Regions from separate parts of the Homo sapiens genome. Here region 2 is linked to region 1. A link is a loop called in an ENCODE intact Hi-C map of the cell type or tissue named here. Cell type or tissue: PC-3. All regions are shown on one strand. Each heading gives the region's core, and the rest is flanking DNA. Links, peaks and the distances in the headings are about the cores only. Region 1 overlaps WDFY3 (WD repeat and FYVE domain containing 3). Region 2 holds the start of CDS1 (CDP-diacylglycerol synthase 1).

Region 1 (16,626 bases), core at 1,705-9,704:
ATCCAGGTGCATAACTTTCCAGTATCTGATCCAGTGAGTAGCAAGGAACTGGGAACAGAGGGATGAGATGTAGGAAAGAGCCTTTTGTCATCCTCAAATGCCAGTAGTTTCAGCCAGGTTTTTGATAGGAGTTGGATATTAAACAATTCAATAAATGTCATAACTTCCTTTCTTAAAAAGAGATCTGTATGTTTTAGATTCAGGCACAGTATTGAGGTTTTGCAAGTGAAATGGAAGAACCTACTTATTCTTGAATAGAGAGATCCAGGACTGTATTTATGACCCTGTTACAAAGATGGGCTTTTGGAATGCTGTTCTATTTTCCCTTCTATTCTGATTTTCAAGGTGGTCCTATTAAATGTTTTAAGAAAGTAGCTAGAATAAAAGTTCTACATTGAGAACAAGAATACTAGCTTAAGTTCTCAAAAGCCAACAGCTAAACCAAAATTGTAAGGAAAATTGCTCTTTCTTCTGCATGAGACTATTCATTTTGTTTTAAAATGACAAAATATGGGTCTAGTAAGAATTAAAAGAATACCAGTGCTTAGGAGTTTGGTTTGTCATTAAACTAATTTGGGAAAAAGTGAAGAACATCTCATGTTTTTATCTTTATAAATTTTCCTGTGTATTTGAACAGATTAATACAATAGCGAGCAGGAGACTTGTGACCAAGGCCTGTCTAGTCCTTTCAAGCCGATACTACATTGGGAGTCTTATCCCTATAAACTGAAGAGGATGTGAGGACTTTTAAGTGATTAACAGCAGACTGATAGTTCCAGGAGGCTTTCCTTATATCAGAGACCATTTTTTCCAATAGCTTGAGTCATCATAATTTGCTAAGGAATAAAGCTGTCCAGTCACAGAAGGACATAAACATTTTGAAAAAAATGGTACTCCTGGTTGGGCACGGTGGCTCATGCCTATAATCCCAGTATTTTGGGAGGCTAAGGCAGGTGGATTACTTGAACGCAGGAGTTCAAGACCAGCCTGGGGAACATGGCAAAACCCTGTCTCTACCAAAAAAAAAAAAAAAAAAAAAAAATCTCTGGCATGGTGGTGTGTGCCGGTAGTCATAGCTACTTGGGAGGCTGAGTTGGGAGGATTGATTGACCTCAGCAGGTCAAGGATGCAATGAGCCATGACTGTGCCACTGCATTCCAGACTATGCAACAGACCAAGATCCTGTCTTAAAAAAAGAAAGCTACTCTTTCAGGTTCATAATCAACTCAAGGTGGTTAATGAGATTAGTAATGAGTAGGGCTTATCAAATCTTAACTAGAAAAAGTTTTGAAGTCTGTAAAACAAAGGGACTATTAAACGTACAGAAATGCTTGGTGAATAACATTTATTTTTATTAAAATAATATTCTTTCTTATTCCAGAAGGATTTAACACTGGCTCAGTCATCAACAGGCATTTAATCTTCTGATTCATCTCAATAAAACTGTTACACGAATGATGAGGACCCAGAATTTACACTTGTTACTGGTCCTAGTGGCCTAGTTTGATGTTCTTACTGAGATGTATAGCAGTCTAACTTTTCAAGGACTTAACATTTTATGAAAGCATGCATTATTGTCTCGGAGGTGTTCTTTTTCTTTTTAAACAATTCACTGGACTACTGTTTTGTGCCAGACACAGGGCTTATATATATACATTATCTCATATAGTCAGGAAAATACCCTTGAAATAGATACTAACATCCCCATTTTAGAAATAATTGAGGCTTAGAGAGAGTAAGTCACTTGGTCAAGTCACAACTAGGATTCAAATCTCAGTTTCTGTGAAGCCAAAGCCCATGGCTTCACCAGTTATGTCATACTCTCCCCACTCTACTAAAATCTCCTTATGAAAGTTAAAAGCACAAGAGCAAATCTGCAAAGTGTGGGCTACAATCTCTTCATCACTCTTTTAGATAAGACTGGTTGGCCCACCAGACAACCAGAATGAAGGCAGGACAGGCACGGTGATCTGCTCTGGACTCTGGTGGTCAGATCTGTTTTCCTGGTGAAAACAGCAAAGCCAGTCAACATATCCATCAGTCTCCTTTTTAAGGTCTTGGGGACACTACCCAGGATCTTTGTGTCCCACACACAGGCCAGACAGCCCTTACGCATCTGCTGCCCATGGGTAGACAGCACAGTGGCTATGGAAGGAAGGCCTTTGGAATTCTGTCCTGTTTCTGTAATGGGCTGGAAGCCTTTAAAGATAGGATTTTGAGACTCCTGATTCTGACTGTAGTCTGCCTGTTGACTGATTTTTCCTCTCTGAGTTACTTTGTGGTGCTCTCTTTGCCCAATTTGCCATTGTTTTTTGCTTGTTTCCCTGTAGTTCCTCAGGGTGGGTTTCACTCTGATGTATGACAATGGGGAGCTCTTGTAGAAGATGGTTGGCATAGAGTCCAGTGAACTCCTCAGACCATAGCAATGTGCTTATGTTGGCTGTATCCCCTACCAAATCTCATCTTGAATTGTAGCTCCCATAATCCCCACAAGTCATGAGAGGGACACAGTGGAAGGTAATTAAATCATGGGGGTGGTTACTCTCATGCTGTTCTTGTGATAGTGAGTGAGTTCTCATGAGATCTGATGGTTTTATAAGGGGGTTTTCCCCTACTTCATTCTGCACTTGTCCTTGCTGCCACCATGTGAAGATGGATGTGTTTGCTTCCCCTTCTGCCATGACTGTAAGTTTCCTGAGGCATCCCCAGCCATGCTGAATTATGAGTCAATTAAACCTCTTTCCTTTATAAATTTTTATTTTTATAAATTTATAAAATTTATATAAAGGAAAATTTTTATAAATTTTCCTTTATGAAGACATACCCAGTCTCGGGTATGTCTTTATTAGTAGTGTGAGCTTGGACTAACACGCACTCCAAGTCAGCACCCTCTCAGTTTCATTATCTTTACCTCCAGGTATACACAAATCTGTTTGAGCTGTTCTCATGCACTTTCTTCCCATTGCCACGGTATTTATTTGCAGCAAATTCATTTGGCTCTTCATGAGAAGTCTGGTGGTGACAGCACAGGGCACTGATAAACAGGAGCTAGGAGAAGAGTCTCCAGGCACCCTTGTAGAAGCCAACACAGGCCACGTAGTCAATTTTTTGAGTATGTTTAAGTGTTGGGCACTGTGTTATGAATATTAAATCTTATTTAGTTTTCACAATAATTCTCAGAGAGAGGTTCACTTTTATATCATTTTACAGATGTGTAAATTGTATAGATGTGAAGAGAATTGAACTTGGTCAAGGCCACACAGCTATATCCAGCACACATGTAATTCCTCAGAATACTTTTTGTTGGGTGATGTACATATATTTAATCCTCACAATAATCTTGTAAGAGAGATGGTAAATAATATCATTCTCTAGAGAATGAATTTAGCTTGGGAAGATGAAAATGCTTATATAATAAACAACAGGGCCAGAATTTAAACCCAGGCACTTCTTACTCTCAAACCCATGCTCTAGCTTTCTGCCACACCACACTACTTCCCTTGTATTTGGCCTCAGTCACACTAAAGCCAGTCTATATGAATGGGAATCTCCTACTTTTATGCTAATGAATTTTACTGCTAATGAAGATAATTTTACATGTTCTTTTGTAGGTATAATCAAGTAAGTAGATACTTTTATGATGAAATTCTAACACTCATAGGACTGAAGATGCTCTGGTTCACATTTACTGGACTCAGATGTTCAAGCCCCTTCCTTCACAAAGGTAAATGGTAAATATGTAAGATAATTCTCTCTCTCTTTTTTTTTTTTTGAGACAGGGTCTCACTCTGACACCCAGGCTGGAATGCATTGGAATGCAGTGGTGTAATTACGGCTCACTGCAACTTTGAACACCTGGGCTCAAGCGATCCTTCCACCTTAGCCTCCAGTAGGTAGGATACAGGCACGCACCACAACACTGGCTATGGCTAATTTTTTTGTAAAGATGGGATTTCACCTGTTGCCCGGGTTGGTCTTGAACTCCTAACTTTAAGCAATCCTTCTGCCTTGACCTCCCAAAGAAAGTGTTGGGATTACAGGCATGAGCCACCATGCTCAACCTAATTTTCTTCTTGAATCTCTTCATGGATAAAGACTTCATAATCATAATTTTCAAAATCATATGTTTATAATTTATTCTGTTACACCATTGGAAGACATAGAATGTTAATATTTCATTAATATAATTTTTTTTGTATATGTATTCTGCATATGTATATTAAAGATACTCAAAATATTTAAAAGTAAATTTCTATGTTCTTTATTAGATAGTATCCTATCTTCCTGTTTGGGAATTTCCAGGGATGAAGTTAATAGTTAAATGATTCAAAAATACACTAAGCCTTACTTAATGTCATTGACAGGCTCCTGGCAACTGCAACTTTAAGTGAAACAATGTACAGCAGGTCCTCAAATAACATCATTTCCTTCAACCTAGTTTTATTATAAGGTTGACGAGGAAAAAAATTTAGTTTTGTTACACATCATTTTGCTTAAAGTTGCAGCTACCAAGAACTTATCAATGACGTTAAGTGAGGACTTACTGTACTGACAGAATACACCAAGGCACTGTGCTAAAAGTTGTGAGAGATGAAGGAACACATGAAAGTTGTTCTCTAAGCAGTTTATAATCTATCTGGAAGCTTCAATCCTGACACCCCCTGCTTTTCCCTGAACTGTACTCCTACTCGCTAGTATATTGAAGCACTATTCTACCGTAGGGCAAATTCATGCCCACAACAAAGAGAACCTTACTTCAAGGTTAATACATGTTATTATATATCAAATTCTTCCTACTAAAAAATATAGAAAACAAAAATAAAGGGCAATTATACAATTTAAATATGGGTAATTAATTAGCTATTCAGGTACCAGAAGCTTGAAAATGCTATCACTGTATGTTTCCAGTCATTCCATATCTTTCATGTATGTATTTTCCTTTTTTGATCAGTTATGCTTTCTTGCACACATCTCTTCTGGACTTTATCCTATTATTTTCCAATAAACTATTTCACTTTTTCATAAAATGCTTCAAATTTTTACCCTATACAGTAAGATACTGGTCATCTCTCTTAGAGCTTTTTAAAGTTTCCAAAGGGGAGACGTTCCATTGGGCCTGCTTTTTAATTCTACCACATGCATTAGTGAGGAAACCAATTATTCTCCTGCCATTATTAAACACTGTCATCCTGGTTAAATGCTTAGCATAACTGGTACCCTAATTACATTAGTGATTTTAAAAAAAATTGACCAAATTGAGATACTTTCGCATGAATAAGATAAACATGTGGTTTTCAGGTTTCTATTTATAAGTTAACTGTACTAGCCACTAGAGGGAGCACAAAAAAAAAAAATCTCAGGTTCAGCTGTCAAACTGCTGAGAGACAGTGCAGTTCCTCAGGGAGAAAAGCAGTCTTCTCCACAGATTTACTCTTTCATAAAACATGTTATTTTCAGAGCCCCTGGCATGGACTGTTTGACCTTATTTATATGAATTGGTCAAAAGAACATTAATGTATATGCAACTAATTACATTGTATTAAATTTTCTCTCTGTGATATCTTCAGACTTTTCTAGGTAAACATTTTTTAATGCTTTTCTGGGATAGCTAATTTCTAGAGGCAGCAATGAGGTCACTTAAAGGCTTAGAGCCACTCTCATTTTCTGATGCATCAGTTGATTCATATCAATTGTCAGGAGAATGGGCAGGCAGCCAACCTAGAAGTTTGCTGCCTTGGGGAATTTAACAAGTACATCCTGGGCACCTGTTCTGTACAATGCACCATGTCTTAAGTTGCACAGGACACTGACAACAGTAATACCTGGCAATGACAGGTAAGAGAAATTGATGTAGGAAATTATAAGGTAAGAAGACAATGCCACTAGGCACTGTTAATGTCCAGGGAAGGGGTTGGCACACTATGGCCTGTGGGCCAAATCCAGCCTGTGCTGTTTCTGTAGATAAAGTTTTATCAGAACACTGCCATGCTCATTCTCTTACGTATTGTCCATGGCTGCTTTCTAGCTACAACATACTTGAACAGATGTGACAGAGACCGTATGGCCCACAAGCTTAAAATATTTACTATTTGGCTTTTTACAGAAGAAGTTCGCCAGCTCTTAGAGAAAGGATGATAAAGGACTGAATTAGAGACATCCTTGAGGGAAGGAAAAGAACAAACTGATAGGGTTTAAAGCACATGTGGGATTAAGAACTTTCCACAGCCTATAACATGTTCTGCCTACACATAAACAAGAGGAATTAGAAATCCTTGTTATAGAACTTGTTTGGTTACTAATGTTCTAATTTAAAAAGTAATGCAAAAGAGATGTAAATGCGTTTCTTTTTCTTTACCTCCAACAAAAGATCAATTAGTGGAGTTTGCTTGCTGGCAGGAGTGAGACAGAGGTTGTCTATGATTAAGACCCGCATGAAGTCAAAAACGAACTTTTTAGCCGGGTGATTGGTCAGATATGTCTTGGTGCCCACATTGCAGTACTCTGATTGGCTCCTGTTCATCCCTGTGTCTGCTGCAAACGCTTTAAACTCTTCTGCTGGAGATCCAACTTCATCATCAAGGTCAGTCACCTAGTAAAATCAAGTGGAAAGATACGGTAATCACATTAGACTCTGACATTTTTACTTCTGTGTTTCCTAAAAATAAAACTGGAGCAGCAGCATTTTCCACCTATTAAGCTATTCAGCACATTATTTCACTCTGCTTTACTCGACCCTTCCTTTCAAGGTAGTAATCTGGCACCATATGTCATGGTTACGCAACATATGGTGTTTCTGACTGACCACTAACAATACGTCACCTTTAAGTTGAATTGTATGTCTATTGTGGCTAACTGCACTTAAAATATATGGAATAATAAAATTAGAATAAATATGTTTCCATATTTGAACTCTACCCCTACTGTGAAGTCAAATGTCACAGAATTTCACATAAAAATCTGGCATAATGGTAGCATGTAAGGGGTGATCCATTTATTATAGGTTAAAAAAACCCCAAATAAATTTAAAAAAAAAACAACAATATTGGTGCCAATTTTGAACCAAGTGACAGAGCGAGACTAGCAAACAAATTATAAGATGCTGATGGCCAGGCACAGTGGCTCACGCCTGTAATCCCAGCACTTTGGGAGGCCGACATAGGCAGATCACCTGAGATCAGGAGTTCGAGACTAGCCTGGCCAACATGGCGAAACCCCATCTCTATTAAAAATACAAAAAAATTGGCCAGGCGTAGTGGTCCATGCCTGTAATCTCAGCTACTCAGGAGGGTGAGGCAGTAGAATCACAGGAGAATCGCTTGAACTTGGGACGTGGAGGTTGCAGTGAGCCGAGATCGTGCCACCATTGCACTCCAGCCGGGATGACAAGAGCGAAACCCCGTCTCAAAAAAAAAAAAAAAGATGCTGACAAGGAAAAGATATTGATATATTATTGAAGGTCTTTTTTTTTTAAACCAAAAATAAGGATTCTAAAATTATAAACAAGCCAAGGTATTAAGGTCATGTGTCACATTTGCCTTTCTCCTAAAAATCCCCACCATTTTAGAATAAGTATTGTACCTTTATACATGGAGAAAAATTAGTATAAAGAAGGTCATTTATCCCAGGTCCTAGAGTATATGGTGGAAATATGAAGAAACATCATGAAATTTTGAAGTACTATGGAGGAATAACTATCTTTTGGGTGTGTTTTATCTATTTATTTTTAAACCTGTTTTATGTTTACAGTTTATTAGCTAATCAACATCAACGTGCAAAAGTAAGTGATAAGCCCCTGCTATATGGTTTTGTGTAAACTACAGTAGTTCATTCGTTTTGAAAAGTCACCAATATTTATGTCAACTGAACTATTAGTTACTGTAATGAATAGTATTTAGACTCTAAAGTTATGAAACTATCCTGCAAGCCCTCTGCAAAAATGTGCTTCAGTGAATTTCCACGTGAATACATTTTCAAAGCAGGAAACCAGGCAGCATTTTTGGGCTTATTTTAAAGAACAAAAGAGTATCTATACTATATGTGATTATAATCTAATAGTTTTTAAGTTAGTACAAAATAAGCAAAATAAAACTTTAATGAAAAAAGAAAAGTCAGGCGGAAGAAAGGACCAACATTTGCTTTCAACCCTATAATTTATTGGCAAAAGTTAAATCCAGCAAATACCTACTTCCTAAAATAAAAAATAAATAAATTTGGTCAGACTAGAGTTATCTTAATGGAAAAGAACATTTTACAACTACACAGCTGGCATCGCGTAAAATAAATGAATCAACTACTTGAAAAGGGAAATTACTAACAAGGGACTTACAAGAATATGGTGAATGAGAAAAGGAAGTAGAGTTCACTGTGATTTTAGGAGAAAGCAGAAGGAAACTGTGGGGAGCTGGGGACACCGGACAATAATGCAAGAGGTGATGTATAAAGTTATGAAACTGTAACTTGGTCAGAAACTTAAAAGACTGTCAAAAAAAATCTGCTAACCATTGAAACAGACTAATTCCAGTTCTGACATTCTAATTCCAGTTCTGACATTTTCCTCCCCCTTTCCTACCATCTCTGAGTAAGGGCGAATATTGAAGGGGAAGACGGTGGCTGCTAATGCACACAGGAAGTCAGGGCTCATCCACATGGAGGCAAGGTCTGGCACGTTGTGATACAAATATCTGAAGAACTGCATCAGGGTCACAGGATATTCTCGGAGCCAAGATCCCTCTTCTTCTGATTGCCAAGGCTGTTATGGGGACATGAGAGGAAACACTATGTTACAGTTATTGACACTGCTATAAATTATTTTAAAAATCCATTACTCAGTATTCTTATGAAACTGGATATATTGATGGTCCAGAACTCTGTAAACCACACATATGAGCAAACACACATGTATACACACATGCAAAGAAATTTAGAAACTAGCTAAAACAAAAAATCCCCTTAGAAACTGATAGGATCATTGTCTAATCATTAGATTAATCGCAGGTCTGCTAACTAGAATCAGTGGTTTTGATTATTCATTATTATTACCATGAGTGTTGGTGGTACCAAAGTGGCTGTATTACCATTAATGTTGCCCCATCGTGCATCATGCTAAGTTAGGAGTAAGATAAAAGGTAGGGAAGTTACTTCACCTTTCTGAGCCTCACTCTTAAGCATTATGTAATACAACAATGATGATGATAAAAAAATGAATACTGTATATTTGAACAATGTATATCTTCTGATACCTGCCCAGAGAGTATCTTTTAAAAAACTTTTCTTATGTCTTTATAGTTGTTTATGAATAGGCACCAAAACGAGACTCCTAAAACATTCTAAATTAATACATTTAATGGTAATGTTCTGTTCTTAGATGATACAACAATAGTTTTGACTGAAATTAGATTTGTCAGGTACATGTAATTCAAGGAGTCAAGTTAATATTTCCTGTTACAACACAATCCTAAATTGTATAAACAAATCTGGTCATTATTCACAGTATTCCTGTCAGATCAACAGGAACATCAGTTCTGTCTTTTACTCTTTCAATTCTTCATCTCTAAGTTAGACATAATTAGAGCAGAACAAAAGCAAAAACAAAATCAAATGAAACTTGTATTGTTAACATTTCTGACCTCTAAATGAAAGTGACTTTAAAAGTTGAAATAACATATTATTGTAATAACATATACTACAAATATGTACTCATTATATATGTACTCATTATTATATATTTTATTACATTAATAAGTTAATACTTACGAAGCACTTATTATGTATCAGCCATGTTTATAAGTGCTTTATGTGTATACACTATCTTATTAATTCCTCACAAATACCCTAAGAGATGCATGCTATTATTGTCGGCATTTTAAACACCAGGAAACTGAGGCACATAACTGAGGATAATAGATTGGAAGTACCAGAGGTGAGATTTTAACCCAGGTAGGGCTCCAGAGTGCACGGTCTTAACAACTACACAGTCTGTTCTTACGTTAGATATAATTTTGTCTAACATAAGAGTCTGAAGTTCCAGAGATCATGCAGTAAATAAAGTAGTTATGTTACCAAAAAATTCCTCTATTTACAAAAAAGTATCCTAGGCAGGAGGAATTCTCAATAGGCCTGGGCATTTGAGTGAACTTACTGAAGTCAGCATGCTGCGGAGCATTCCCAATAATAAAAAAACAGCTTCTGTGCATACGTTATGGATAGAAGAGACCACAGTTCCGCTGGAGGCAGGAACTCCAAAGATGAATGTCCAAATGGAATCCAAATCAAACTGCAGAGGTGAAAGGGAGCAAATATTAGCCACCACTAATTTTTCAGTAGAGACCCTCATAAGTTCTAATAGGCTAAAATTTCTTTGAAACTAGTTTTTTGTTGTTTTTAAAAGTAACCAATGATATAGACATAAAGAACTAGTACCCTTCCATCCTACATTTTAAAACTCATTTTTATAGATATAAAAAATTGAATACTGTGTATCATTCTGCATTCTGCCTTAGGTACCTATGTTAAAAACATTGCTTTCTACCTTTTTCCTAAAGAATATAAAAATAAAATACATGTTAATTAGCCAAGAGATAAAATTATAGAACAAATAAATTTAAGCAAGATCTTTTAAACAAAGCACATTAAGCTCACTTCTTTCCCATTCTCAGCAGTATTTTAATTTTAGATTACTTACAGATAAATCTGATAAAATAAAATTAATTTAAGACTTATTAATAGCAGTTTTATATATAAACTTTATGACTATGGCACCATGGATATTGAAAAATTGCATAACCAATACAACTGTGCTAGGCATGAATCTGTATCTTAATTTAATCTAAGGGCACAGACTCAAGTGTTTACACTTAAAAGATTTTGTCAACTACTAGAATTGATTTGAATAGCATTTGGCATTAGGATGGAAGTGTAGTTGAGTCTAAAAGCTAAATTCCTACAGTGCCACAAACATAAGCTATATACAGACATCTTTAACAGTCTTCAATTAGAAGTCAAGTAAAGTCTTACTATTTTCCCAATGTGGATGCTATCTATCATTAAGTAATTTTTTTTTCCTAATCCGAATTTGCACTGAGAATCCTGTCATACCCACTCGAGGAGTGATATTTAATTTATGGTATATAAGCCACTCCTTTCATTTTTAATTCTGCAGAAATCAATCACATGACAGGCTGGACACAGTGGCTCGCGCCTGTAATCCCAGCACTTTGGGAGGCTGAGGCAGGTGGATCACCTGAGGTCAGGAGTTCAAGACCAGCTAGGCCAACATGGTGAGACCCTGTCTCTACTAAAAATACAAAAATTAGCCCAGCGGGGTAGCGCCTGACTGTAGTTTCAGCTACTCAGGAGACTGAGGTGGGAGAATCGCTTGAACCCGGGAGGTGGAATTTTCAATCAGCTGAGATCATGCCACTGCACTCTAGCCTGGGTGACAGAGTAAGACTCTGTCTCACAAATAAAATAAAATAAAATAAAATAAAATAAAATAAAATAAAATAAAATAAAATAAATCATATAACAAAAGAGTTCTTTAGATCACCATTAAATATCATCCAGAGTCTTTATGCATCTATAATATACAGAGTTATCATATAGGAAAAAATTGTAAATAGGGACAAAGGACTTTTTGGGAAAATTTTCTGTGGTATTTTCAGATTTTTCTGTCCCAAATCAAACCTTAAATGTGGGGAAAGTGATGGAATTGACAGTTGGTTTTACAGTGATTATCCATTATCCTACGGTGATTCTTTGGAATACGTAATTTCACGCACCCCTTGCTAGATAATTCCTACCTGGCAACCCTGCTTACTCCGGCAGCTGATGACAGGCACACTGACCTGCAGGTTCTCAGGCAGCTCACTAACTGGCTGCTGCAGAAACAAGGCCATGAGGAGAAAATAGAGGGCAGGGACATTAGTGTGTTTAGGAAGGAATGACTGAAGGACTGGAAAACCAGGAAAATGACAAGCATCTCGGTTAATCTCCCTGACCGTCGATCTCCCACCAGCACTTCTGCCCACGTTGAATCCTAAGAGAAGAGGAATATAACAGTAAGTGCAAAATCAGCAACTGATAAACATGCTGCATTAACAAAGAAGGAAGTAATTCAGTATGTGTTAACATTTCTATCCAGAACATTCATACTACTATAGGCAATTAAGTATTCAACTGTTGAATTAATCTTCAGTTAAAAGTTTTACTTTACAATTTGTTTGACTTTAGCAAACCTGTCTATTAGGATATAGGTTTTGAAACACAGTTGAGACAATAAGATACAAGGGAGTTTGAAAATCCTTCTTAAGGTGCTGTAAGTTCTACTTATTAAATGAAAGACCTCAGAAGAGCTCTAGTGTTCTTGTAGTTCCCTAAGAAAAAAGTGAAATCCAAAATACAGCCAAAATTTAGAATGCTACAAAAACATAACTTAAAAATATCCTTGTTATGATATATTTTTATTTTTTTGAGACACAGTTTTGCTTTGTTGCCCAGGCTGGAGTGCAGTGCCATGATATTGGCTCACTGCAATCTCCACCTCCTAGGGTCAAAGCAGTCCTCCCACCTCAGCCTCCTGAGTAGCTGGGACTACAGACATGAGCTACCACCCCCAGCTAATTTTTGTAACTTGCTATAATGTAGTTAATATATTTCATTGTCCTGAAAATCATGAAAAACTAGTTAACCTTAAATTACCTATGAATTTAGAGACAAGACTAAATGAGTAAGTAAAACAATCTTTACTCACAACATGATCTGTAATCTGTTGGAAAGCTGCTGGGCAGTGGGATGGTAAATCCAAGCCCGTTGTGGCTGCAGCTATCCACTGGCTGAACTTAACATCCAGAATTCCCTCTAGAAACCCAGCTTTTTAAGGAGATAATCAGTTCTTACTAATGTAGCTTATGGCATCAGTGTTTCCATCAATCTTGTTTCCTCTGTTTTATAATGAAACTCAGGATACACCCTAAGCATGTGGTTCACCTCATACCTAGGGAAGTACTCAGTACACAGTGAATGTTTGTCAAATTTTCAATGGAAACTTTTGTGAATAGCAACTAATAGATGAGGAACTGATTTCGGTCTGAAGCAATTTGTATTTCAAATAGATATTTGCATTTATTATTTATTCTTTAAGATCTGAGGGTTCACTCTGTTGCCCAGGCTGGAGTACAGTGGCATGATCGTAGCTCACTTAACCTCAAACTCCTGGACTCAAAGGATCCTCCCGCCTCAGCTTCCCCAGTAGCTAGCACTACAGGCACATGCAACCATGCCTGGCTAATTAAAAAAATTTTTTGGTAGAGACAAGGTCTTGCTATGTTGCTCAGGCTGGTCTCAAACTCCTAGTGTCAAATGATGCTCCCGTCTTAGCCTCCCAAAGCACTAAGATTACAGGCATGAGAGACTGCACTCAGCAAAGATATCCATATTTTTTTCAACTTCTTTTTTTCTGGAGTGCAGCAAAGTACATATTACAACTGCTATTTTATATAATAAAGGAAAAATTTATGTCTAGGTTGCTTTCAAAATATTTTATCCTAACCAATTCCTCAGTGTGACGTGATTAACTCCAAAGTATGCTCTTCTAATTAATAAAAAAATTATATAGCAATTTAAAAAACTCTTTCCCATATCATTCCTTAATCACAATGAACATGTGAGGCAGAAATTACTATTATCATTTTTACAACATAGAAAACATGATTTGTTCAAAGTCACAATGTGTTTTAGACATGAAGTCCTTGCCCGTGCCTATGTCCTGAATGGTAATGCCTAGGTTTTCTCCTAGGGTTTTTATGGTTTTAGGTCTAACGTTTAAGTCTTTAATCCATCTTGAATTGATTTTTGTATAAGGTGTAAGCAAGGGATCCAGTTTCAGCTTTCTACATATGGCTAGGCAGTTTTCCCAGCACCATTTATTGAACAGGGAATCCTTTCCCCATTGCTTGTTTTTCTCAGGTTTGTCAAAGATCAGATAGTTGTAGATATGCGGCGTTATTTCTGAGGGCTGTGTTCTGTTCCATTGATCTATATCTCTGTTTTGGCACCAGTACCTTGCTGTTTTGGTTACTGTAGCCTTGCAGTAGAGTTTGAAATCAGGTAGGGTGATGCCTCCAGCTTTGTTCTTTTGGCTTAGGATTGACTTGGGGATGCGGGCTCTTTTTTGGTTCCATATGAATTTTAAAGTAGTTTTTTCCAATTCTGTGAAGAAAGCCATTGGTAGCTTGATGGGGATGGCATTGAATCGATAAATTACCTTGGGCAGTATGACCATTTTCATGATATTGATTCTTCCTACCCATGAGCATGGAATGTTCTTCCATTTGTTTGTATCCTCTTTTATTTCCTTGAGCAGTGGTTTGTAGTTCTCCTTGAAGAGGTCCTTCACATCCCTTGTAAGGTGGATTCCTAGGTATTTTATTCTCTTTGAAGCAATTGTGAATGGGAGTTCACTCATGATTTGGCTCTCTGTTTGTCTGTTATTGGTGTATAAGAATGCTTGTGATTTTTGTACATTGATTTTGTATCCTGAGACTTTGCTGAAGTTGCTTATCAGCTTAAGGAGATTTTGGGCTGAGACAATGGGGTTTTCTAGATATACAATCATGTCGTCTGCAAACAGGGACAATTTGACTTCCTCTTTTCCTAATTGAATACCTTTATTTCCTTCTCCTGCCTAATTGCCCTGGCCAGAACTTCCAACACTATGTTGAATAGGAGTGGTGAGAGAGGGCATCCCTGTCTTGTGCCAGTTTTCAAAGGGAATGCTTCCAGTTTTTGCCCATTCAGTATGATATTGGCTGTGGGTTTGTCATAGATAGCTCTTATTATTTTGAGATACGTCCCATCAACACCTAATTTATTGAGAGTTTTTAGCCTGAAGGGTTGTTGAATTTTGTCAAAGGCTTTTTCTGCATCTATTGAGATAATCATGTGGTTTTTGTCTTTGGTTCTGTTTATATGCTGGATGACATTTATTGATTTGCATATATTGAACCAGCCTTGCATCCCAGGGATGAAGCCCACCTGATCATGGTGGATAAGCTTTTTGATGTGCTGCTGGATTCGGTTTGCCAGTATTTTATTGAGGATTTTTGCATCAATGTTCATCAAGGATATTGGTCTAAAGTTCTCTTTTTTGGTTGTGTCTCTGCCCGGCTTTGGTATCAGGATGATGCTGGCCTCATAAAATGAGTTAGGGAGGATTCCCTCTTTTTCTATTGATTGGAATAGTTTCAGAAGGAATGGTACCAGCTCCTCCTTGTACCTCTGGTAGAATTCAGCTGTGAATCCATCTGGTCCTGGACTCTTTTTGGTTGGTAAGCTATTGATTATTGCCACAATTTCAGATCCTGTTATTGGTCTATTCAGAGATTCAACTTTTTCCTGGTTTAGTCTTGGGAGAGTGTATGTGTCAAGGAATTTATCCATTTCTTCTAGATTTTCTAGTTTATTTGTGTAGAGGTTGTTTGTAGTATTCTCTGATGGTAGCTTGTATTTCTGTGGGATTGGTGGTGATATCCCCTTTATCATTTTTTATTGCATCTATTTGATTCTTCTCTCTTTTTTTCTTTATTAGTCTTGCTAGCGGTCTATCAATTTTGTTGATCCTTTCAAAAAACCAGCTCCTGGATTCATTAATTTTTTGAAGGGTTTTTTGTGTCTCTATTTCCTTCAGTTCTGCTCTGATTTTAGTTATTTCTTGCCTTCTGCTAGCTTTTGAATGTGTTTGCTCTTGCTTTTCTAGTTCTTTTAATTGTGATGTTAGGGTGTCAATTTTGGATCTTTCCTGCTTTCTCTTGTGGGCATTTAGTGCTATAAATTTCCCTCTACACACTGCTTTGAATGTGTCCCAGAGATTCTGGTATGTTGTGTCTTTGTTCTCGTTGGTTTCAAAGAACATGTTTATTTCTGCCTTCATTTCGTTATGTACACAGTAGTCATTCAGGAGCAGGTTGTTCAGTTTCCATGTAGTTGAGCGGTTTTGAGTGAGTTTCTTAATCCTGAGTTCTAGTTTGATTGCACTGTGGTCTGAGAGATAGTTTGTTATAATTTCTGTTCTTTTACATTTGCTGAGGACAGCTTTACTTCCAACTATGTGGTCAATTTTGGAATAGGTGTGGTGTGTTGCTGAAAAAAATGTATATTCTGTTGATTTGGGGTGGAGAGTTCTGTAGATGTCTATTAGGTCTGCTTGGTGCAGAGCTGAGTTCAATTCCTGGGTATCCTTGTTGACTTCCTGTCTCCTTGATCTGTCTAATGTTGACAGTGGGGTGTTAAAGTCTCCCATTATAAATGTGTGGGAGTCTAAGTCTCTTTGTAGGTCACTCAGGACTTGCTTTATGAATCTGGGTGCTCCTGTATTGGGTGCATATATATTTAGGATAGTTAGCTCTTCTTGTTGAATTGATCCCTTTACCATTATGACTTCATGTCTAAAACACCAAAAGCAATGGCAACAAAAGCCAAAATTGACAAATGGGATCTAATTAAACTAAAGAGCTTCTGCACAGCAAAGGAAACTACCATCAGAATGAACAGGCAACCCACAAAATGGGAGAAAATTTTCACAACCTACTCATCTGACTAAGGGCTAATATCCAGAATCTACAACGAACTCAA
Region 2 (16,626 bases), core at 3,519-11,518, 170 kb before region 1:
TTCAGAAAACAGTTGGGAATTCACAGGTAATCCCACATTTCTAGCTACTTTTTATAAAACACTCAATGGAGCCGTCTGGTAGGAAATTATCTATTAGCTCATTGCCCAAATTCGAATTGCTACTTATAACTGATTAAAGTGCTTCATAGAATGCGGAAAACATCCTGATGCTTCTGATATGAGATAGGATATGATTGAGGCCCTTACATTTTGGCTTATTATGAAGAAATTATCTTACTTTCTTATTCTGACCCCTTCTGTAACTGTCTTTATGCTAATGGTTTGCAAGCAAATATCTACAGCTCTTAAAACTAGCAAGGCCGGCTTCCTGCTGCCACCTGCCTGAGATGTGTCACAGGCTCCTTGAAGTATCCATGTGTGAGCATGGACATAGAGCTAGCCAGTGGGTGGAGCAGAGAGGGTAGGGTCTGGGTGGCAGATGTAACTTCTCTACTGATTCTTGTTTGAACTTGGGCAAGTGATTCTCTGCTTGTCCTCATCTAAATGATCAGTAGATTAACCTTACACGTTTGTGGTAGGGATTAAGCATATCATATGTAAAATGACCAATAGTGCCTAATACTTACTAGGCATCTCATTTTTTCTCTTCCATCTTCCTTCAACCCTATTTCTCCTCCTGTAGTCCCAGTCTCCAGGAATGACAACACCAGCCACCTGGCCACCCAAGTCAAAAACGTGCCTACGTTTCTTAATTCCTCACCCTTCCTTTTCCACATGCAGCTGCTCAGCAATATATGTTGATTCAATTTCTTGTAGCCTCTTAAATATTCTGTTCTGTAATGAGAAGTAATTGTAGTCACATGTGGTCATAAGGGTAAGGCCATGGTCTGATAGGATTAGTGTCCTTATAAGAAAGGTCACTGGATAGCTCTCCTTTTCTCTCCACCATGTGAGGACATAGCAAGAAGGCAACCGTCTGCAAGCCAGGAAGAGGGCCCTCAACAGAAACCAGTCAGGCTGGTACTGTGATCTTGACTTTCAGCCTTCAGAATTGGGAGAAAATAAGTTTCTGTTGTTTATGCCATCAGTCTGTGGTATTTTGTGATGGCAGCCCAAGCTAATTAATACAGATTTTGGTATACAGAATGGGGTGTGTTGCAAACTATACTTGAAAATGTGGAAGAGGCTTTAAAACTGGGTACAAGGTAGATAGAGGTCAGAAGAGTTTTGAGGTGCATGCTAGAAAAAAACCTAGACAGTCATGAAGGGACTGTTGGCAGAAATACCAGGTGTTAAAGGCCATTCTGAGGAGATCTCAGATGGAAAGAGGAACATAAATTATTGGAAACTGGAGGAAACGTGATTCTGGTCATAAAATGTCACAGAAATTGTCTGAGTTGTGTCCTAGTGTTTTGTGAAAGGCAGAACTTGGAAGCGATGAAACTAGATATTTAGCTATGCAGATTTCTAAGCCAAGTGCTACAGGAGTGTCTTGGTTCCTCTTGCTTAGTAAAATGTAAGAAGTGAGAAATGAATTGAAGAAGAAATTGTTATGCAAAAAGGAACCAGAGCTTAAAGATTTGGAAAATCTTCAGCCTGCCCATATTGCAAAATATGTGAAGGCATGTTTGGAAGAGGACACCAAGAGTGTGGCTAGACTATCACTTGATAACAAAGGTTATAGAATTATATCAGCAGAAATACTGTCAGTTTGAACTGAAGAAGATGGAGACAGGACAAAATGAAGAAAGGCTGTCAGATTTAAATTCTATAGGACAGTTACGATAGAGCGATTTGACTGCAAACAGGAACTATTCTTCAAGAAAAGGAAAGAATGACTTCAAAGGTGATTCATCAGGGCTGCATCCTTGGTTTCAAAGGGTGGGGCCACAACTGTCTACCACTCTTCCTCCACATCAGCAGGGGTATGTGCTGTCAGACTCATGTCTGGAGAGAAAATTCTAAAACAAAGTACTATGGACTGAATGTGTCACCTCCAAATTCACATCTTGAAACCCTAAAATTCCCAGTGTGATGGTATTTGGAGATGGGGCCTTTGGGAGGAAATTAGTTTATTAGAGTGGAGTCCTCATGACAGGATGAGTGCCCTTAGAAGAACAGACATGAGAGTGCTCTCTTTCTCATTCTCTCTCTCTCTCTCTCTTTCTGCCTCTCTGTTTCTCTGTTCTCTACCCTGTAAGGGTACAACGAGAAGGCAGCTATCTGCAAACCAGGAAGAGGGCCCTCACCAGACACTAGATCTGCCAGAACATTGATCTCAGATTTCCCAGCCTCCAGAACTGTGAGAAATAAGCATAAGTTGTTTAAGCCACCCAGTTTATGGTACTTTCTTACCGCACCCTGAATGGACGAAGACACAAAGTAAAACCCAGCCTGCCTGAGATGGCTCCTGGTAAGTAATGGAGCTGGGAGAGGAGAAGGATCTGATGTAACTTGGATCTTCATGTGATAGCAGAGTAGGCGGGTGAGGGGAAATGAAAGAAAACTGCGAAAACTGCAATTTCCTGCATTTGGCCTCAGCTTTCTCAAATGGAAGTTCTAAAATAAGCAATTCTCGCAGTTGGTGTTAGAATTAAAGAAAGGATAAGTCCACACACCAGTTAGAGAAGTTAGTGGCACAACCTATTCTATCTATTCTAACATATTTCTATCTCCACCCCAACATCATCCTCAGAGGTATTATAATAGGAATCTGAGTTAATCAACATATAGCAATTGGTACAGCCATCTGGGAGGGAAATCTTGTAGAATTTATCAAAGTATTGAATGCACGTATTCTTTGATCTATTGCTCCATGTCTAGGTATCTATAGAATTGCACATGTTTCATAAATATATGTTCAAGGATGTTTATTGCAGTGTTATTTTAATAACTACAAAATCGGGGAAATCCCTAAATGTCTGCTGTACAAATGGCTAAGTAAAATATGGTACAGTCACACCATGTATATATATAATGATTTTAAAGAATTAGAATGTACTTATAAACACAAAAAGTGCTTTAAGGCATAATATTAAATAAAAAATTATGTCACAGAACATTATGTAGAATATATGCATGTGCATATATACTTACATAAGAAACAGATCTGCAAGAAACTCTGGCAAACAGTTAACAACAGTGGTTATTTCTAGGGAAAGAAGTGTTTCCAGAAAGATGGAAAATCACCTTTATGTTGTTATATGCTCTAGATAATACTGTATTGTTTAACTTTTTAACTCTAGTGTGTATTTATGTATCATTTGTGTATATATACATATATATATCTGCTATATAGTGCCTAGCACTGTGTTCTGACATTGTAGGTACTCAATAAATATTTGTTACATATGCAGATGAATATTTATCGAATAAAAACAAACATGCATTATTACTATAGCTGAAGTATCATTTCCAAAAGTGCAAAAATCACAAATCTTATACAAATATAAAATGAACACATATCAAAGATTTCATGCATTTACAAATGAGAGAACTAGAGATACATTAAAATTAGTTCAAATGGGTTTCTGACTTAAAATGATTTATATCCTCTATCAGACAAAATTCACTTACATTGCCATGAACAAGAACGTGGTTATCAGTTTTCCACAAAGCACTTTTTTTATTCCAACAGAGTTGTAAAACAGCCTATTTGATCAAAGACAATCAAAGGTGCATCCCCAGCTGGGCATGGTGGTGCACACCTGTGGTCCAGCTACTCCAGAAGCTGAGGTGGGAAGATCACTTGAGTCCAAGAGGAGTTCAAGGTTGTAGTGCACTATGATTGAGCCTGTGAATAGCCACTGCACCACAGCTTGAACAACATAGTGAGACTCCATCTATAAAAAAAAAATTGTGCATCCCCCTATGAAATCAAATAGTGCCTAGCAGGCCCCCTAGGCATGCTTAAGGTCCACTGTAAGAATAGCCAGAAATTTCTTTTGCTCATTTCCAAATCAATTTTTCCCAACACTGGTATGTTAACAATCAGGAGGATCACTTGAGATCAGGAGTTCGAGACCAGCCTGAGCAACATAGCAAGACTCTTGTCTACAAATAAATAAATAAATAAATAGGTTAGCCTGGCATGGTGGTACCTGCCTGTAGTACTAGCTACTAGGGAGGCTTAAGCAGAAGGATCCCTTGATCCCAGGAGTTTGAGGTTGCAGTGAGCTATGATTGTACCACTGCACTCCAGCCTGGGTGACAGAGTGAGACACTGTCTCTAAAAAAAAAGAAAAAAAAATAAAAATAAATAAATATTTGTCAAGGATTCCACAGTTCTGAAAAATTGGTTTAATCTACATATATACAGATCAATACTGTTCACTTATTCTCTTAACAAGATCACCAAATTTGTCTAAATTTGCTTTGCAAGTAAGGTAATGCAAAGCTTTGCCTTATGAAATCTCAAAGTGTCCTTGAATAAGATGTTCTGGAAATAACTTGGCAAAACCTAATCGAAGTAAATCATTGTGGCATTTGTTCTTTAAAAGCAATAGTACAGAACTTACACTCTGCATGGTATGTTGCTGAAGCCCAGTTTGTTAACAAAAACACAAAACAAAAGAACACCACTGCTGTATTAGGTCTTTCTTAAGCATCTTAGGTTAACAACCAGTCCTGGTCCAACCAAAGACACTCTAATAGATTTCCTGTTCTAGGATTTTCCCAACTGTCTGGAGGCCACAGTCTTTACTACTCCCATTCACCAACTCCTCCCAGTTAAATGCATAAAAATGCATCAAATGCTAAATGGTAAAATGCATAAATTATTATTGTTAAGGGGAAATTAATCTCCACAATAATTTGGGATATTAGTATAATTTGGGGGGCAAATCAATGACATTTCTGAAAATACGACAAAAATATTTTTTAGTAAATCAAACTATGAGAAAAGAGACAATTGCAACAAACAATAGGTATCACCAAAAATATGTAAACTTTAAAAGTCTTTTTTAATTTTCAGGAATAAAATACATTCACCAGTGAAATAATTTTTAAAACATATTATTGACTATATTTTTCAAACAAAAAATGAGGCCTCATATAGTCTAGGAAATTTTTTTTTGCTATGAGAATATATAGATGTGAAAAAGTTTTCAAAATAAAAAAACATATATAGTTACATATTTAATAAATACTCTTCACTGAAAGAAAAAAGTACATATAATTGGGACTATCTGGAAAAATCCAAGATATGTGATCTTCCTAACAATAATCTTTAGAGTGTTGTACTTCATAGACTCAATTAAATCATTTTTAAAATGCACCATATTTTATGTACTGTGAAGAAAAATAAAATGGCCAATAAAACTATTTCTTATTGCATCAATTGTAAGACACACTGTGATTTTAGAGGAGTTAAAACATAAATAAGTAGGATGTCTTAGAGGAGAAGTATAGTGTTTATCTCTTGTAAAAGATATAAACTAAAACTTTTATTTATCTGATTAGCAAGGCTCTTTTCACAGAAATCTTAGGCTATTATTGCATTTTACCAGAATATGATTCCTCCTATTAAACTATTATTAATAATAAAGAGTTTGCGAAGAAAAAAACCTAAGTAAGAAAGGATTAGCAATTGCAACTGTGGCAACCAGTGACTGGTGCCTACCTCAGTGACAGAGCAAGCTGTCATGTCCTGTTCCAGTGGATCTAGCAATGGTGGCCTCAATTGAGGTTTTAGGAATAATTTTGACTGTAATCCTGACTGTTGCTTGAAATTCCTTGTTTCTCCCAGTTTTCTATGCTGTGTTCTTCAGTTCTTCCAAGAGTTCTGTGAACTTCTTAACATCCTTTCAATAAGTTCCTTGTCTGCCCAACTCAACCAGAATCAGTGTTTTTTGCCGCATGCTTTAACTGATACCTCTGGATTTCTGCAATTTGTTGAAGAGGGATAACTGACATAGTTTGAGGCAAATCAGTGATTCGGCCCTTCTAAAGACAGTTACCAATCTCTTCCACTTCTCCAAATGATATCCTCTAAATATATATATATATATATATATATATATATATATATATACACACACACACATATATATAGCCATATTCAACAATAACAAAATACTTGAACCATACAGTATAAAAAGCTCACATATACCCATTTTTAAAAGCACAATTTATAAAATTATAGAAGAAATATGTTGCCTACTTTACAAAGAAATTAAAACAAAATTTAATTTGCTTAGAGCTACTAGGATTCAGTGAAGAACCTAGAAATGGAAGGAATTCCACAGTCGTCATATTATATACAAGGTAGAAGAGTAGTAACTGATTTCAGTTAATAATGGGGAATGCCAAATTCATTAATTGTACTACCTCAGAAGGATAAGGCACAAATTAACTAATTGGGTAGGCTGATTTCTTTGTACTTGTTTGCAAAGTCTCTCTACCCCATTTCATAATTTCTACCTACCTCACCAAAGCAATATCAGCATATCCTTATTTCTTCACAGTCCTCTGGGGTGTTGCAGTTTAGCGAATTTAGAAGTCAAATATTGTTCTCCTCAAGAAATGTAGCTTTCAATAATATGAATGATAGTAATAAGTAACACTTGTGTGGTGCTTCACGATGGCCAGACACTATTCTAAGTATTTTACATATATTAACCAGTTTAGTCTTCATAAGAATCCTAGGAAGAAAATATTACCTTATCCTAATTTTGCACAAGGACACTGAAGCTAATTGCCTAAGGCCAGTAGGTGGCAGAGCTGGGATTTGAACTCAGGCTAGCTTCAGAATTTATGTGCCTGTTATAACAAACTAACCCCCACCCCCAGCTTTAGAAGTTGCTTGTTTCTGCTGCTATATATTTGTACTACATCATGGACCAGGCAGATTTTGAAGTATAAAACTTAATATAAGTTTTATACTTATACTAAGTATAAAAACTTAGCTTTCCTTTCTAACCCTTTACATCTAAGCCTCAGGTTTTCTTCCTTGTAAAACAGGAGTAATATTTGTTATGCCTAGCTTGTAGATTGTTGAGTAGAAGAAATGAAATAATGCATGCGAAAGTGCTTTGTAAAGTGTTATGTAAAGAATTATTACTTAAATTATGAAGGAACATGTCATTTAGGATATAGCTTCAGCTGTGTTTGATGAAAATGTTGCTGAAAGCAAATTAGGTCACAGCTAGATTCAAGCTATGATTCAAGCTAGGTTCAAGCTATGACTCAAACCCAGGGTTCTTGGTATAGAAACTCCATACTTCTAACTACACCATAGCACTCTCTCCTCTGATACTCTCTCACTACAATACTTGATAGTACACCATTATTTTCCCGTGCAATTCCATTAAAAATAAAAATGTAAATATAAGTTGTTTTTCAAGATTTTCCCATAAAATGTTTCTCTGGTGGCCTAAATCAGAAATTCCTACCTCTAACTTATAAACAAAGCTGACAGAGGGCAACAGAGAAAGATAGGTCAAGCGACAAAAGCTGTTACTTGGGTATCTAAGCAACTGGAAACGCTTGGCTGAGGAAGATTTCTTCCGCCCCTGGCAAGCTGGGGACATTCCAGCAGGGCACCTTTGAGCCTCTGATGTGAAAAGCAGCTCAGATTCACATTCCCACCCCAGAGGGGCATGTTTATCAGTCTGGGAACATTCTGAGGGTATTCAGGGAAGAGTGGTAACAAACTGCTTCATCTACTCTCACTACTTCAGGCAACGTCTCTGCATCTTATGCTCTTATTACTTCCAGCAAAAGAGAAGGTAAACAGTAATCTAAAATAAAAACCATATAAGCAATAACGTTAGCACTCTCTCTCATCTCTCTAGCAAATTCCTCATTAGGAGTTAGAAGGTGAAAAAAAATTTTTTTTAAAATTTTTTTTTTAATTTTTTTGAGATAGGGTCTCACTCTGTCACCCAGGCTAGAGTGCAGTAGAGTGAACAGGGGTCACAGAGGCCTCGAACTCCCAGGCCCAAGCAATCCACCCGCCTCAGCTTTCCAAGTAGCTGGGACTACAGGCACACGCCACCATGCCCAGCTAATTTTTAAATTTTTGTGTAGAGATGGGGTCTCCATATGTTGCCCAGGCTGGTCTTGAACTTCTGGGCTCAAGAGACATTCATGCATCAGCCTCCTAAAGTGCTGGAATTACAGATGTGAGCCACCACGCCCGGCTGGAAAATCTTAAAATCAATCCAAGAAGTGCTGGCTGGGTTGTACTACGTGATTAGGCCCATGCATATGCTTAGGGTTTCCATGAAGCCCTTCAGCAGGATAAATACAAGAAAAATTAACAGGTAAAGCCTTAGAAACCATTACACGCCAGATTTTGTGTTACCAAACACAAATACAATAAATTTAGAGAACATAAGTTCCCTGAATGAAAACGAAAGATAAAAATAAAAAAGAAAGAAAAAGGAAAAATTAGAAAAAAGACATAGAAAAAGTCTGAGAACACAGAGTTCCGTAAGCCAGTTGTGGTTGAGTATATTGTACAGTATCTTAAGTAAAATAAAGTCATTACTACAACCACTTTTAATAAGTATTAAAATCAACTTCTCTCTGATATAAAGTGAAAATGAAGAAAAGTGTCTATGTAAGTCTAAAATAGACTTTAAATGAAGAAACCATAAATACTATACATTCATGGGTTGCATAACAATGTTTCAGTCAACAATGGACCACATATACCACTGTAGCCTATAAGATTATAATACCATATTTTTATAGTACCTTTTCTATGTTTAGATACACAAATACTTACCATTGTGTTACAGTTGTCTAAGTAATAGGCTATACCATGTAGCCTGGGTGTGCAGTAGGCTATGCCATCTAGGTTTAGTATACCCTGTGATGTTGCCCAATGATGCATTTCTAAGAATGTATCCCCACTGTTAAACAACATATGACTGTATAAATTTCCCTTGTTGTGCTATACCTTTGCCATCCCATCATTTCTTCATTCACCTCTTCAGCAAACATTGTTACCTATAGAAGGGTGGTTTTTGGCACTGTGGAAAGAGCTAGACCTGTAAAGATGAATAAGCCAGTTTCTGCTGTCTGGACTCAGTCTATTCACTCAACTAGTGGTAATAGCTATAATGAAGAAGATTGAAAGAAATTGCTCTCTTAGCTAAAACACAAGAAGGAGCAGAGCTTAAGGAAGGTGAGGTAAGTAGAACCTCACATTCTATTTTGGCAGTCTTTGCATTGGTCCCACTTTTCCTGGGTTGGGGAATACTGTTTCTTCTATCACGCACTACTGTCCTCTGTTGTTCCCCTCTGTCACTCCTCTCACTCTCTTTTTTCCTCCTGCAGCAAAGGGAAAAAGTCAAAGAGGCCATGAGAGGACTAGGCAAAGGGGAAACAGGAAGTTGTTCAGGTACCTTGTGTAGTAGGTCTCCTTTTCTTGGACCATGGGGGAAAGCAAAGGCTGGATTCTGATCGTCTAAGAGCTAAAAGGGACCACAGAGGCCATCCTTACTATCCGTTTACAGCTGAGGACACTGAGGGTTAATAACTTACCAAGGCCATGCAATTAGTGGCATTGGCAGCACTAGAACTCAGGCTTCTTGACTTCCAGAGAGTTAGAATGGAGCACTTCTAATCCTTTATGCAGGGTAGGGTAGTAGCCAGAGATGGAAACCCTACTACTGGCTTCAGCCATTATTCTGATTATCTTCTTCACTATCAAGCACTCCTTCATTTCCGATCCTCCAAACAATTGGACAATTTATTAATGTAGTCACCCCATAGTTCTCTGTTCAGTAGGGACTTATTTTCAAATCTTCTCTGTCATTTCAGTTATCCACCCCATAAGGAACAAATTATGGTTTCTCGACATCCTTTTGAAAACGTGCAACCCAAACTAACCGCACAGCTTCAAAGATCTGTTTGGTGAGGTAAAATGATGTCTTTGTGTTCTGCTTTTCAATGCATCCTAATTTGACTTTTGGTTTTGCTCATTTGTTAGTAAATTTTCAACACTTTACTTACTTTTACCGTGTCAGTAAAGACCTTGAGGAATTTACATAGTTGATCTATTTCTATAAGGGTGCTCTCCTGAACCTTGTCCTGTGTGAAGGCCCGCCTTTTTTCTTTTTTCTCTTTGTTTCTCTCTTTTTTTCATTTGTTAGCTTGTCAGTAATGACCGGGTGGCGGATACATGTCAAGAAAACTAATCACCTTCTAACAGGATTAAGACTAGAATTAATGCAGATCTTGTGCCCTTCCTGTTCCCGCTTTGGCAGCCCAAGGTCCACCACTGCTCAGAGACTAGCTGGAGGGCAACGGCGTCCCATAGCATCTCACACTGTGTTGGGATCCTAGGTGGTGACCTTTGTGAGATTCAGTACTGAGTTTCTGGGAGACGGCGCTGCGGTTGTGATCGGAATTGTTGGCCGACGCACCTCTGGACGCCCAGTGAGGCAAAAGCATCTCCTGTTTTCAAGGTGATGACACTGGGCTGGAATGCCGCGGGGCCAACCAGTCCGTCCTGCCAGACAAGTTTCTGGTCCAGTGAGCCTCCGACCCGCCGCGCGTGTCAAGCTGACAAGGCCGGGGAGGCGTTTGAAGCAGCAGTGTTGAGCGCTGTTAACATTTAGCGGGCGTCTTTGAGTAGCTCCTCCAGCCCTCGCAGCGGCCCAGGGACTAGCCTGCAAGTTCTCAACGCTCACTTCCAGCCCGCGCTGGCCCCGCCTCCGCCTCCCAGCTCCTCAGCCTCCTCCCGCCCCACCGCTCCCACCTTTTCTCAGGCCCCCACCTGCCAGCACGCAGAGGCGGGGGCGGGGTCGCGGGCCGGGCTCCTGACGTCACCTCACGGGGAGGCGGGGCTGTGGGAACCGCAGTGCAGCGCAGAGGGGCGGGGCCTGCGGCGCGAGACCTGGTGCGGGAGGCCCGGGCAGGGAGAAGTGTGCGGGGCCGGGACAAGCCGGCTCCGAGTCCGGCTCCGGGGGGCGGGGCGGGAGGGGCCTGCGCGGCGGCGGGAGCCCAGAGCCGCGCTAAAGCGGGTCAAGCGTCCTCCTTTTCTCCCCGCCCCTTCTCCTCCTCCTACCTGGGCCTCTGCGTGGAGACGCGCACCTGGCAACCGGAGGCCGCGTCTCCGCCTTCTCTGCTCGCGCCTGGCGCCCGGAGCCTGCCCGGGACCTCCGCCGGAGCCGCGCTCGCTGCAGGCGGCCTCGAGCGCTCTCTCGTTGATGCCGTTTTGGAGGTGACCGGCGCGGCGGCCGCTCTATGGTGGGGCCGCGTTAGTGGCTGCGGCTCCGCGGGACTCCAGGGCGCGGCTGCGAGGTGGCGGGGCGCCCCGCCTGCAGAACCCTGCTTGCAGCTCAGGTTTCGGGGTGCTTGAGGAGGCCGCCACGGCAGCGCGGGAGCGGAAGATGTTGGAGCTGAGGCACCGGGGAAGCTGCCCCGGCCCCAGGGAAGCGGTGTCGCCGCCACACCGCGAGGGAGAGGCGGCCGGCGGCGACCACGAAACCGAGAGCACCAGCGACAAAGTAAGTGGAGCCGAGAGAGGCGGACGCCGCGCCCTGGCTGGGTCCTGGTTGGAAGCGGGACACTTGAGAGCAAGGGTGGGGCCCGTCCAGCGTCAGGTGAGGCTGCACGCTGCCGGTGCACCTTCCTCCCTGCCTGGCACTGCTTCCTCCTTCTCCAGAGGGGGTCGGGACCCGGGATCCCAGTGGCGGTGAGGTTCCCAGGATGACCGCGGCCGCTGCCCGGGAGAAATGGGCCACTCAACCCGGCTTACAGTTTAGCTTCATCCTCTTCCGGTCCCTTCTTCAGGATCTGGGGCCGACGCTGGAATCAGGAGGGAACCTGTCCTCCTAGGGGCTGCAGTGCAGTTAGTAGCTGCCACCTCACCTCTCTTTTCAGTAGAGGGAACAAAGTTAGTAAGGACTAGAGACGTGCCACCGTCGGCTGTATCATTTCATCGGATCCTGACGCGGGAGGCTTGGCTTCTCGCGCTGCCCCATATGCACTTACATTTTCTCCATCCTTTTTCAGTATGATAGATTTTGGAGGTTTTAGAGTATCATGCACGTGACATAATAGTAATCTTCCAGCTTCTTTTGAGTACACGACAGACAGTGCAATTCTTCTGTCTACCAGTAGATTTCATATAACCCGACGTTAATTCATGAAGACTTTTCACTTCCTTTTCTATAGATTACTCTTCTTTCACATTTAAGAATAAGTAGATGCGATATTACTATCTGTTTAAAGCTAGAAAAGGAATTCGGGCGTGTTTGGTAATATAGTGGTGCAAGTAAGAACTTGTGAAGAAATGCAGTTTTATGATCTTATGGACTGGATGGTTTGGGAAATTGGACCAGAGAATAGATTGTTGTATCAAACCGTCTGTTTAGAAAATTCCATTTTATTTGAGAAACCCAAAACACGTAAACTGTTTCTAGAAGCATACTTTGGAAGCAGGCATTGCAGTTTGAATTACAGAAGTGAGGTGGATTGCCCAAGGTCAAGTTCGTGGCTCTTGAAACTAGAATCTAAGTTTCCTGATTCCTTTTCTTCTGGTTTATGTGGTTGCTGAGACTGGCTGGCAGTTCTGATTTGGGGAGGATTCCACCTGAAAGTTGATGTTGATGAGTTTGATGTAACCCAAATTACAAAGCCCTAATAGGAACATATCACATGATATCACGAAATAAACGTAAACGTGATTCTTAGTACTAAAACTTTAGAATCAATGGAATCAATGTAGTGACACTTTTCCCCTTACCCTTGATAGTAAGTAGAATAAAATGAGTCTGTAATAAAACATAAGTGTCAAGGAATTACCCAAAATATAACAATTTCCAGCTACTGAAGGTTGAAGTTACAAAACTAGGAACAGTGGGCTGAGAATAGTCTTTGTGAAAACTGCCTTGGAAACTAGACCCAAAATAGAATTAATTAGGTTGGGATTTGTTTTGTTTTGTTTTTAGCACTGGTATAGTTTAGCATCAAGGAAATACCAGCTTCTCTATGCTGACTTCCTTAACTCGACAAAGCTAACAAGCTTTTGTTAAGAGAAAAGATGTTCAGGAAGCCATGCATAAAATACCTTCGGAATTAAGTTTTTTCTTTTTTTAACACCATAATGTATTTAAAATGGAAACTACTTCTGTAGTGTGATTTGACTCATTAGAACTGTTGTCTCTAGCTATCTGTGACTAGGTTACCTCGCTGCATATTTATTTATTTATCAATGCAGTACTGTTGGTTTTTATTGACACATGTCCAGCTGGATTTTGTTTTCTGAAAGTAGACTTTGCTATATGTAACCTGTTTTGTCAAGATTTCTTAGACAAGGATGAACATATTCAAACCATATCTAAAATACTGCTCTACTTTTAGAGTTTATCATGAGGAACTTTTGACTTGGCAAGCTGATAGATATTGAACTCTATCCCTGTCTGTCCTTTCTTATCAGGGTGTGTATTTGAATACACCTGTATTTCCAGGTCAAGGGCTATTTTAAAATCAGTTTGCACACTGGAGGCTGGTTAATATTTGGTCAATTCAAACTCATTAAGGGCCTTCCCTGTTCAGTTGCAGTAAAGGCAAAACTCTTGGGGAATTAGTGAAAGAAGTGAAGGAGGTACATTATATTCTGCTATTATAATACACTCCCATGCATTGCCATTTTGTAGTCTTTTAATAATGGTGTTATTAACATGACACTCCCTTTGTTCCGGACTGGTGACTTATGCTGAGAGAAGGCTCTGTACTCCAGATAATTAGCAAGTGAAAAAAATACTTCTTACCTGCAGAGGAATGTTCCCAAGTGTTAAATGTTGGAGTGGTACTTGAAAAATGACAAGGGACATCTTCAAGGAACCCTGCAGGAGACATATATGAGTTAGATTTATTGGAAGTCTGTACAAGGCTCATTGTTAGCATAGAGGGCATGCTTGGCGTCTACCTGGAGACTGTAGGAAAAGCTCTAAACAGTGGATGAGGATTGAGCTGGGAATGAAAAGATTCCTGGGACTCACCAGGTTTACAAGGGTTTGGGTAGGGTGTTCTAGGCAAAGGACGTGTTGGGTTTTTTCTTGAATCAGCATTCTAGGCACAGGGTTGCAGATACAGAGGAAGAGATAATGAAGGTCCTGAGAGCAAAAGGAGGAGGCATTGCTTAGAGCAGTGGTCCCCAAATTTTTTGGCACCAGGGATCAGTTTTGTGGAAGACACTTTTTTCCACGGATGGGTTGGGGGGATGGTTTCAGGATGATTCAGGTACATTACATTTATTGTGCACTTTATTTCTATTATTATTACATTGTAATATATAATGAAATAATTATACAACTCACCATAATATAAAATCCATGGGAGCCCTGAGCTTGTTATCCTGCAACTATACAGTCCCACCTGGGGGTGATGGGAGACAGTGACAGATCATCAGGCCTTAGATTCTCATAAGGAACATGCAGCCTAGATCCCTCGCATGTGCAGTTCACAACAGGGTTCAAGCTCCTGTGAGGATCTAATGCTGCTGTTGATCTGACAGGAGGCAGCGCTCGGTGGTAATGCGAGTGATGGGGTGTGGCTGTAAATACAGAGGAAGCTTCACTCGCAGACCACTCACCTGCTCTGCAGCCGGGTTCCCAACAGGCCCAGTTCCTAACAGGCCGGTACTGGTCTGTGGCCTGGGGGTTGGGGACCCCTGGCTTAGAGGACATCATCAGTAGTACTTAGGAATAAGGGCTGAGATAGAACGTGGAGTTTAGCAAAAGATCTAAGTAGAAGCAAGTTTAGGTTGAGGAAATTGAGAGGTGAAATGTTGGTAGTTATTGTTATAAAGTGGCAGTGAAAGGAATACAGGATGGCAACTAGAGAGACAGGAGGATTAATGAAGATTTTTCTTTTCAGAGGAGGGGAGATATATATTTGTATGAAAGTCAAATGAGTAAAGATGTTGAAGACAATGGGTAGGCCCTAGGAAAAAGAAAGCAAACATGGGGTAGAGACTATGGATTATTGGGATATCCAAGGAAAGAAAAGAGGGATGCATGTCTTTTCCTTAAGAAAAGAAAGACGGAATGAAGAGTGGATACAGGAACATTTTGAAAAGCAGAAAGGAGAAGATCAAATGTTGGATGCCTTCAGTTAGTAAAGTAGGAACTCAGAACCAATGAGCTTCAAGGGATCTTAGAAACAACTTGGTTTAACTCAATTCATATATATTTGTATTTGTATATATTTATATATAATTTGGTATATATACAATTAAATTTTAAACAATAAATTTGTATTCAGTTGAATCTTCACTGAGTTTAATAATTCTGTATAGTTTTATAATAGTTACCTTTTGGTCATTTCCTATCACACTTCCCAAAAATGACAGTTCAGATGTGTTCCAGTCACGTTCAGTGTTGTGTGACTGTGTGTTAGGAATATCCCCATTTAATAGCTGAGAATAAGAAAAGCAATGGGAGTGATTTAGGCCTGGGGAGTGCCAGAGGTCCAGGATGTAGGGAATTAGAGAGTCAGTGAAGCCAAGATTGAAGTGGATGACCACAGATTCAGGTCGGCAGGGAAGTGGGCTGGTGAAGATCTAATGGGTTGAGTGGGAATGAGTATTGAAACAGAAAGAGCTAAGACATGACTTATGTAGAGACCAAGGGAGAACTTCCCCTCTGCCCTCTGAAGACTTGCCAGAAAAAACTGACAACAGGTAGATTAATCGGAGAAATGGCATACAAGTTTATTAACGTGTGGGGTGGGAGGAGGGAGACAGAGTGATTACCTGAACCCCAAGAGGCTCAGAAGCTTATATACCATCTTGAGGCAAAGGTGGTCCTGTCATGTAGATGAAACCTCATAGGGAGGAGCCCTCAGAGAGAATAGATGGTGAATATTTCTTTCAGACCTTTAAAAGTGTCAGACTCTCAGTTAGTCTTTCCTAGATCCAGACAAGAGAGAACCTTCAGAGAAGGCCAGGTTGCATCAATGCAGATTTTCTCTACAGACACAAATCTACCTCACAAAAGACAGCTTTGCAGGGCTGTTTGTTTGCAGGCCCTCTGAACAGCCATCTCAAAATATGTCAAAGAAGTATAATTTGGGGTGAAATATTCTGATTTCCTTCACTTGCTAGACCCTGAAGTGGGAGAAAAGAGGGTGCACATTGAGGCTGTGGCCAGTCAAGGGGAGCACACGTGGAATAGTGTGCTTTCAGGTAAGATCCCTGTGTGTTTGTGCATGGGGCTGCTACTTAGGGATTTTGGTTTGTGAAGTTGAGGAGAAAACAATCCAGAGATCAGTTAACGTCTCTCCTCCATTTGAGATGTGTGCAGCTTCTTTCATAAATACATTATTATTTTCAAATAAACTTTTAATTTTGGAACAACTTTGATTTATGTAACCACCCCACAGGTTCTTCTTTCTTGCTGCCCAGATAGAACTGGTTTATCAACACGGGAGAATTGCAATAGAGAAAAAGAGTTTAATGCACACAGAGCCGGCTAAACAGGCGGCCAGGGTTTTATTATTACTCACATTAACCTCCCTAAAAATTTGGAGGCTAGACTTTTTAAAAGATAGTTTGGTGTGCAGGGGGTTAGAGAATGGGTGCTGCTGATTGGTTGGGGAGGCAATTGCAGGGGTATGGAAAATGGTCCTTGTATGCTGAGTCCATTTCTGGATGGGGGGGCCACAGGAGTTGCTGGTTTGGGAGGAGTTATCCAGTCATCAGAA

What was found. Peaks named below come from ENCODE experiments on the same cell type or tissue, not always from the same donor. Only the 100,000 strongest peaks of a DNase experiment are listed, where the experiment ranks them.
Region 2: it touches region 1 in a loop (6-fold over the local background); 6 of 110 quality-filtered maps call a loop at or near these places.

What each region holds. Positions count from the first base shown.
Region 1 is chr4:84,745,128-84,761,753 of GRCh38, forward strand. WDFY3 (WD repeat and FYVE domain containing 3) reads right to left here. Exons shown (of 68, transcript NM_014991.6): 33 at 11,799-12,034; 34 at 10,139-10,273; 35 at 8,570-8,749; 36 at 6,356-6,589. Among named protein-coding and RNA genes, the nearest start is that of WDFY3-AS1, 43 kb to the right of the region's middle. In PC-3, for the core only: a CTCF peak has its summit at 5,335 (motif pointing right); no DNase peak of the experiment used is centred there.
Region 2 is chr4:84,572,096-84,588,721 of GRCh38, forward strand. CDS1 (CDP-diacylglycerol synthase 1) reads left to right here and starts at 11,032. Exons shown (of 13, transcript NM_001263.4): 1 at 11,032-11,423. The coding sequence starts at 11,307. It overlaps LOC102723338 (a long non-coding RNA gene), which reads right to left and starts at 10,126. Exons shown (of 8, transcript XR_007058460.1): 1 at 9,454-10,126. RefSeq lists silencers at 10,639-10,848, 10,889-10,988 and an enhancer at 10,825-11,778. In PC-3, for the core only: a CTCF peak has its summit at 6,663 (motif pointing right); a DNase peak (open chromatin) is centred at 10,426; H3K4me3 peaks cover 1,721 bases; H3K27ac peaks cover 1,850 bases.